2 separate regions of the Homo sapiens genome follow, and region 1 is linked to region 2. A link is a contact called in ENCODE Hi-C or POLR2A ChIA-PET data. All regions are on one chromosome and are shown on one strand. Each heading gives the region's core, a stretch centred on a gene start or an enhancer-like site at or near the end of the contact. The rest is flanking DNA. Distances are from core to core; before and after follow the strand shown. Region 1 holds the start of CKS1B (CDC28 protein kinase regulatory subunit 1B). Region 2 holds the start of KCNN3 (potassium calcium-activated channel subfamily N member 3).

Evidence for each region. A loop is a pair of places that touch in the nucleus more often than their neighbours do. ChIA-PET counts read pairs that join two places held with the same protein, here RNA polymerase II (POLR2A). Pooled maps may share reads with other maps.
Region 1: a pooled map shows a loop between it and region 2 (7-fold over the local background). The contact joins the promoter of CKS1B here to the promoter of KCNN3 in region 2. A Hi-C loop is called at or near these places in 5 of 37 single-sample maps with no recorded cell type and 6 of 50 pooled maps. POLR2A ChIA-PET finds 5 or more read pairs at or near these places in 9 of 52 experiments (GM10248, GM12878, HEK293T and 5 more).

What each region holds. Positions count from the first base shown.
Region 1 is chr1:154,972,100-154,976,100 of GRCh38, forward strand. It overlaps CKS1B (CDC28 protein kinase regulatory subunit 1B), which reads left to right and starts at 2,582. Exons shown (of 3, transcript NM_001826.3): 1 at 2,582-2,705. The coding sequence starts at 2,647. MIR4258 (microRNA 4258) reads left to right here and starts at 3,594; the gene lies at 3,594-3,684. It also overlaps a transcript of SHC1 not described here. RefSeq lists enhancers at 2,078-2,227, 2,678-2,827, 2,928-2,987 and a silencer at 2,318-2,407.
Region 2 is chr1:154,867,768-154,871,784 of GRCh38, forward strand. KCNN3 (potassium calcium-activated channel subfamily N member 3) reads right to left here and starts at 2,514. Exons shown (of 8, transcript NM_002249.6): 1 at 1,265-2,514. The coding sequence starts at 2,197. RefSeq lists enhancers at 338-857, 2,265-3,221, 2,294-2,383.

The DNA of each region.
Region 1 (4,001 bases), core at 1,332-3,831, 100 kb after region 2:
TAGCTGGGCGTGGTGGCGGGCACCTGTAATCCCAGCTCAGGAGGCTGAGGCAGGAGAATCGCTCGAACCCAGGAGGCGGAGGTTGCAGTGAGCCGAGATCGAGCCATTGCACTCCAGCCTAGGTGACAAGAGCAAAACTCCGTCTCAAAAAAAAAAAAATACGTATTCCCCCCAGCTCACCTTGGAATTACCCTTAGATTTACTTCAGAGAATTAAAATATAGATAGATAATTATCCTGATTAACAACATTAACACTTGAAGTGTGTTAGATGCTGTGCTTAACTCTTACATCTCCCCTTAGTGCTCATTCCAGAAGAGCTTTGTCACTCTGCCAGCCAATCCTGAGAAGGAATTTTATCACTTCATTTCCAGCCAGCTCTCGGGCATAGAGAGAATGAGGAAAGGATTCCACCATAGCCTCACACCCCCAAAACACACAAACACACACTAGGATGTCCCTCATCTGTAGAGATGATGTTCTGTGGGAGCCTACAGTATCCAGAGCCAGGGAAGGACCAACGGGTGTGGGCGTTCGGAAGAAAAGAAAGACGTATGACTCTTGAAATTTACATAGGGAGAAAGGAGATTGCCTACTGGAAGTCCAGGTGATTGGGTGTAGGGGAAAAGCTGTGTGTGGCTTCGCAGCCCAACTGGGAGGAGGGGACAGGGGCGGGAAGTGGCAGGAAATGGCGAAAGCCTCAGGAATGTTTCCAGCAGGGAAGGCTGGGCAAACGGGGCCAGGAGGAATGCCCAGACAAGAACTCTGGTTAGGGGGAGGGGAAGAGACAGAGAAGTAGCGACTGAACTGTCCCTTAAAAAAAAAAAAATCAAACAACAAAAAGAGCACTATTATCTACCCCCACTCCAAACTACCGTTCTTCTGGTAGTAGAAAACTTTTGCTCATGTCACACCCACATGCCACACACCAACAAATCCATGGTCTTATCCACTTATGTCTAGGAAGGCCTAGAGCTACTTCTGGGATGAGGTTGGTCCTGGGAAGGGAAAGCCAGGAAGTGAGGCTGGGAGTCTGAGGGCAAGTCTCTCTCTCCCTCTCGTGCCAAACCCCACGTTCAGCCCTTTCAAATAGTTCTACCCTTGGAGGAGGTTAAGAAAGAGGAAAACGGGGACGGGCGCAGTGGCTAACGCCTGTAATCCTAACACTTAAGGAGGCTGATAAGGGTGGAGCACCTGAGGTCAGGAGTTCGAGGCTAGCCTAGCCAACATGGGGAAACCCCGTCTCTACTAAAAATACAAAAATTAGCCGGGCGTGGTGGTGGGCGCCTGTAATCCCAGCTACTCAGGAGGCTGAGGCAGGAGAATCACTTGAACTCAGGAGGCGGAGGTTGCAGTGAGCCGAGATCGCACCATTGCACTCCAGCCTGGACGATAAGAGCGAAACTCCGTCTTAAAAAAAAAAAAAAAAAAAAAAAAGATAGAAAGGAAAACGGAAAACGGCTGCCTTTAATCTCACTCCTTACAGCCAGAGATGGGAACTTTGACTTCCCACCTGGGGGAGCACGAGAGTGCTCGGAAAACTGATCCCAAGGCCCAAAAAGAGAAAGGACAGGAAAATATAAGCAGGTGGAGTTTCAGGGATTGACGACAAGGCTTTTCAGCTGATGACCCAGGTCCCACAAAGATAAAGCTCCTAAGGGGGCGTGGTCCCCTAAGGACGCGAACTTCAGACTTCTGGGCGGGGAGGCTTTCTGGACAGTCAGACGTGGATTACGGAGGGGGCGTGGCTTCGGAGGGGCGGAGCTTCAACAAATTCGAATCGTTCTTTGAAGAGCAGGGTTTTGCCCTTTTGGGAGATAGGCCTTTTGACAGGAGTTAGCCGAGGATCGTTGCTAGGAGGCGGAGTTTCGGAGAATGGAAGGAGTAACGAAGGGTTTCTCGTAGTAGGGCTTGGAACGTGTCGGGGGGTGGGGACTTCCAGAAAAACTGGGCGACAGGGTGGGGTCGGAGACAAAAAATAAAAATCAAGTCGGGGTTCGGGGGAGCCCCCTGAAGTTGGGAGGTGGGACTTCCGGGGAGAGGGGTCTCAGGGGCGGGACTTATAAATGAAGACCGGAAGTGGGGTCCCGGGAGAGGGGTTCCGGGGTGAAAGAGTGAGTCACCTAAGGAGAAAAAAGTCAAGACTCACCAGGGCCTCATGGAGTCTCCGCACCGCACCGCGGGCCGATTTGGTGCCGGATCACGCCACTGCCAGCTTAGGTTACCGCTCCAACTTTCTCCCCGGGCCCTGCCTCCCTGGAGAAACTTTATTACACTCACTTCCGGCCTCACTAACCCCTGACCCTCTACCTCAGGGTCCCTCCTTCACGCTTCCCACTTTCCCGAGTTAGCCAATGGCAGCGCGAGATCGCGCACAAAGGCAGTGGTGGCCAATAAGACGCCTACTTTTGACCCACGCTCGTTCTTGAGAAGCGTGAGAACTGCCCTCCAATAAGGATCCGAAGAGAAGTAAATCTAAGCCAATCGGAGGCTTGAAAGTAGAGGTGTCCCGCCTCGAGCCAAACGGACCAATAGGAAGTGCGGGCGGCGTGTTTGAAAGCGAGGCCAAAGTGGGTGGGAGCGCGTGCTGTTGGGAGTTGCTTGGAGGTTGGCGGCGCGGGGCTGAAGGCTAGCAAACCGAGCGATCATGTCGCACAAACAAATTTACTATTCGGACAAATACGACGACGAGGAGTTTGAGTATCGGTTAGTGCTGGCGCGGGAGCAATAGCGAGGGTCGTGAGCTTTGGCCGCTGAGGGCACAAGGAATTAGTAACAGGAACTGAGGCGATAGAATTGGCGCATGCGTACGAGGTGCGAACGGGCAATGGTGTGATATTGTGGAAGGCGTAAGGCGCATGCGCGGAGGTGGGAGGCGCTCGTAAAACAAAGTGGTTGCGAATTTGGAGTCGCCTCTCAGTAGAGAGGAGAGAGGGGTGGGCGTGGTTAGGGTACTGACCACCCTCACCCATGAGGCTTTCTGGATCATTCTCTGAACTTTATCGGGCAAACTTAACTTGCCTTGTAGAGACTGTTTCACAGTAATCTTGTCGAATCCAGTGGGAGAACGTAGCAAAAGCGGAGCTGGAAGTTTCCTGGCGTCCCTAACAGGAGAGTAGCGCTGAGAGAGTTGAATATTGCTTATTAACTCGTGAAAAAGACAAGGGGCGTGGTTGTCTGGCTTGTGTAAGGAAGGGGATCGCTTGGGACTGCAATGGAATAAAACTGGCTAGGAGCATTGAGAAAATACTTAATATGGGTCTAATAGATGCCCTTTAAATATCAAAGGGAACAGTTACGGAATACTTAACAGGTTTCAGGTGTTCTGCTAAAGTGCAAGGATAACACATGGTCTCTGCTGTTCACAAATTTAAAAATCTGTGGGTGGTACCGACAGACACCAGAAAGGTGACACACGCTATGCAAGGAGCCATTACAGGGTGTGATGGGAGCACACAAGACTTGCTAAGGAGAGGGAACTGGCGACCCGAAGGCTGCGGCTTCCTAGCTGTGAGCGGGGGTTGAGGTGGGGCTAGAAAGTCAGTCCCCTACTTTTGCTAACTCCAGGACGCTCCCCCATCCCACGCTTCGAGAACGCCCCCCGCCCCGCCACCGCCTTGGAGGCTGACCTCTTACTTTCGGTCGGTCTTCTTCCCTGGGCTTGGTTTGGGGGCGGGGGAGTGTCCTAAGGGCCAATTCAGCGTGATGTCTCTTTCACCACCATTGAAAACGAAACCAGTAGTAAACTACGCGTGTTTTCATTTATATGTCGGAGATAAAAACACAGGGACAGAAAGAGGGGAACAACAGACATTGGGGCCTGCTTGAGGGAGGAGGGTGGGAGGAGGTAGAGGTTCAGGAAAAAAAAAAACTGTCGGGTACTATGCTTAGTACCTGGGTGATGAAATAACCTGTACACCGAACCCCCGAGTCAGGATTTTACCTATATAACAAACCTGCACATGTACCCTTGAACATGAAACTTAAAATACTGAGAGGAAA
Region 2 (4,017 bases), core at 1,264-3,763:
AACCCAAGCAACAAGCAGGCGCATGCATACGTACAAACATTACGCACATACACACACACACACCAACAAATTGGGGGTGGGGGTATCGTGGAGCCACTTGTCCACCGATTCCCAGGTCTCCAAGCCTTCCAGCCCACAGCAGGAGAGCTCCCCGGCAAGCAGAGCATCGGCAGAAACCCACCTTCCTCCATCTCCACTCCCTCTGGGAGGGAAACCCCCTCCTCCGTCTTGGGGCTGGACTGAGAGGCTGGAGCAGTGGGGCCAGCTCCCCGCTAAAGCCAGTGCCTGCTGTTCTCCATCCGGGCGCGCACTCACACACACACTCATCTTTATTTATCCCAAGGAGGAGTTGAGGTGGGAGGGGAGAACTGGGGCTGAGCTGGGGCGCGGGCTTGTGGGGACCGCCTGGGAAGCCCTGTCATCCCGTCCCAAGGAGAGGTGCTCCCCCAGCTGATTCCAAGGCGGCGCCCAGCTGCTCTGCCCAGGTAACACCTGTAGCCATTTTTATCAGGAGATGTTTACGAAGCAGCAGCAGGTTTATTCTGAGTCCTCTCTCCTGAGGGAAAGGACCACTGATTTCCTCCACCTATATTTTTACCCCATGCCCTCAGGAGACCCAGGTCATGGATGGTTTTCTATTTTGCCCGAGACTCTCTGAGAAGAGGAGGGAAACAGAAACTTGGGAAGAGATGGAGAAGACAGGGAGAGAAGGGACTTGGGCAATGGTACGGAATCCCCACCCCCCACCCAGACATTTATTTCTTTTTTATCCTCAGGAAAATGGAGTGGAGCAGGGAGGGGAGGAAAGAAGGGGAAGTCGCAGGAACTGGCAAACACATGAAGGCGGAGTGTAATTAATTGGTGCGTTAAGCTGCTGGGTTATGCTTTAGTACGAGTGAGCCAGGAGGAAAAGCGATTTCTCAGAAGGGATTATTGAATCCTCCCTAACAGAGAGTCTGCAAATTAGACACAGTGTGTGGGGATGTCCCCTACCCCCCAGAGGAAGCTAGGAATGAATTCTCCCGGGATCAAGAAGGAAAACCACGGGAAGTTAGAGTGTTGAATATAACTGAGCAAGCGCCTCTCACCACCACCACCACCTCTCTCTCCCAGTCTCCCTCCCAATCTCTCAATCTCTCTCTCTCTCTCTCTCTCTCTCTCTCTCTCTCAATCTCTCTCTCTCACAATCCCCCTCTCTCAATCCCTCTCTTGCTACCTACATATTCCTTTTGTTCAAGGTATAAAGAGAAACCACAGCCCCTACCTTTGAGTACAAACCCCAAGAGAGCTCGGTCTCTATCACCATAACAACAATTCCAAACATCCCAAAAATCAGAGCATAGTCACTCAGTCGCTTTCTCTTTTCAAACAGGGCCCTCCTGTGTCCCAGCTTATAGCCAATGTTTTGGTTTTTCCGCTTGTTGGCTTTGGGGAAGGTGGTGCTGCTGGCGGTGGTGCCGGCATGCTGGTGGTTGTGGGTGGCATTAGGGTGATGGAGCAGGGTCTGGTGGGCATGGTTGTCCTCCCGGGAGGAGATGACGATCTCCGGGGGGTTGCTAGGGCTGAAAAGCTGGAGGGGTTGGCCCTCAGTCTCGGCCTCGATGAGGTTCCTCCGGGAGGCGCTGAGGCGGCTGAGGGGCTTCATGACCCCACCGCTATACTTGCAGGAGCTCATGGCGATCTCCGTGAAGGGGTTGCTGTCCCGCCGGTGCACCAGGGGGCTGGCCTGTCGGTGCCGGCTGCCTCCGCCAGGCCCACTTGTAGCTGTGGAACTTGGAGAGTGGCCAAGCAAGTGGTCATTGAGATTGAGCTGGCTGCCTTGCCTGGAGGAAGGGTGGAGGATGGCGGTGGAGTTGGACGAAGGGGGGGCCCTGAAAGCGGTGGGAGAGGAGTGCAGCAGGCCAGGGTGGACGGGCTGGCTCTGGAGTTGGGCGAGCTGAGACAGGGGATGCGGTGGCTGCTGCTGCTGCTGCTGCTGCTGCTGCTGCTGCTGCTGCTGAAGCTGCGGAGGCTGAGGCTGCAGCGAGGGTCCCAGGGGCTGCTGGGGGGCTGCTGGTGGCGCTGGCGGTGGTGGCTGCTGCTGCTGTTGCTGCTGCTGCTGCTGCTGCTGCTCATCCCCAGAGGATGGACAGGGGCACTTGGGGTCTTCATCCAAGTCCCCCACCCCCGAGTCATGGAAGTGCCCAGAAGTGTCCATCTTGGGGCCTGGCTGTATTCCCTGCAGCACAAGCCCCCACCCCAAAGCCACCCTCGCTCCAAAGATGTCCTCAAAGAAAGCCAGGCATCCAATCTCCCCCACCAGTATCTTGGCTCCAGTCCTCTCTTTGGCTTGCTTCGGTTCTCTGGGGCTGCCTGGAGTCCAGACGCTGCCACTCAAGAATGCATTGTATTGGGCAGGGAGGGAGAGCAGGAGGGGAGCTTGGAGAAAGAAGAGGGGGTGAAAGAACTCTCTCAGGAGGTGGTCCTCTAGGAGCGTGTGAGGCCAGGCTCAGCTTCACTCCTCGCTGGCTCAATAGCTTCGCTCGCCTCCTCCTGCCACTGTTACATTGTAAGCCAAGCCCACTTATTAGCAGCTGGTCTCATTGGCTTGGCTTAACTCTCCAACCTCCTCCTAGCTCCGCCCCCCGCATAGGCTCCTCCCCAGAGGAGGGGCCTGGCGTCCTGGGCTCCGGCCCCAGTGGCGGCGCAGCGAGGACTGGGAACTGTAGTTTTTGCTCCCCCACCCCGGAGCTGAGCCGCTGTCCTCTTTCCTCTGACAGGTATGGCCACAACCCTTAAGCCCACGGCGATAAGGGATGTTCGCTCACGCTGGGCGATGGGGAGGAGGGACAGAGGGCCTCCGAAGGAGGGGAGGTGTGCACCCTGATGAGGGGGCAGACGGAGGGGAAGGCAAACATTTATTAACCACCAGGGTTTACGATAGGTTGTTTCACATATATTATCCGGATACAGTCTCCAAACACCCAAGGAGGTGGGCAGTATGGTCTCATTTACAAAGCCTGATGCTTAGAGGTGTTGAGTAACAACGTCAAGGTCACAGAAGCAGGGGGGATCCACACCTTCTAACACCCGGTGGATAAACTCACCTACCATTGACTGAGTGCCTACGCCTCGTGTTCAGGGTCCTCTCTGTTATTTCCAACCCTCACATCAACCCCACAAAAATGATGTCATCACTCTCCTTTTACAGATGAAAATTGGAAGAAGAAGAAGAAGAAGGAGAAGGAGAAGAAGGAGAGAAAGGAAAGTGGAAAAAACACTCAAACGCTCAAACATAGATATGTAACTTGTCAGATGTCATCCCGCTTGTAATTAAAGATGCTGGGATTTGAACTTAGTCAGTCTGACCCCACAGATCAGATACTTTCTCCCAGGATGCATTTCCACTATGATATTCAGTACAAAGTGGTTGTTCAATAAATATTGTTCAAATGTTAGTTGGGGAAAACAAAAGAGAAGCTGCTGAGGAAGAACTGGCCTCTCCAAAGCAGGGTGTGTGAAGTGGACCATGGCTCCAGCCCCTTCCCTAACAGCTGGGTGTGTAGTCACAGGGGGATCTGGCAGGAAGACTGAAGATTCCCCCATGGTCATTCCCTGCCTGATTTGCCCCATGGGGCTCTGAGAGTCAGAACTAGGAACAGCTGCTGGCTTCCCAGGTTCAGAACCATCATCATCAAGTATTTATTAAGCCCCCACTGTGTGCAGAGGGGGTTCCAAAGGATGGGACCAGAGCTGAATTCATTTTCATTTCTAACCACAGCAGCCTTAGGAATCAGAAAGGAAGTCACCATGAGGGAATTCCCCAGAACACCTGGGGTTTTAAAAGGCAGGCCTCTTCCTCTCTGGCTCTTGATTCCCCATCACCCTTTGGCCTCTGTCCAGCTCCCTCCCTCGATGGGAAGAGGAAAGGGTAGGAGATCCATGCACACATACACAGACACACATCCAGAAAACATGTAAGCAGGTGGACATATGTGCACATGTGTACATGGTTGTGTGCACACACTAGCCCATGCA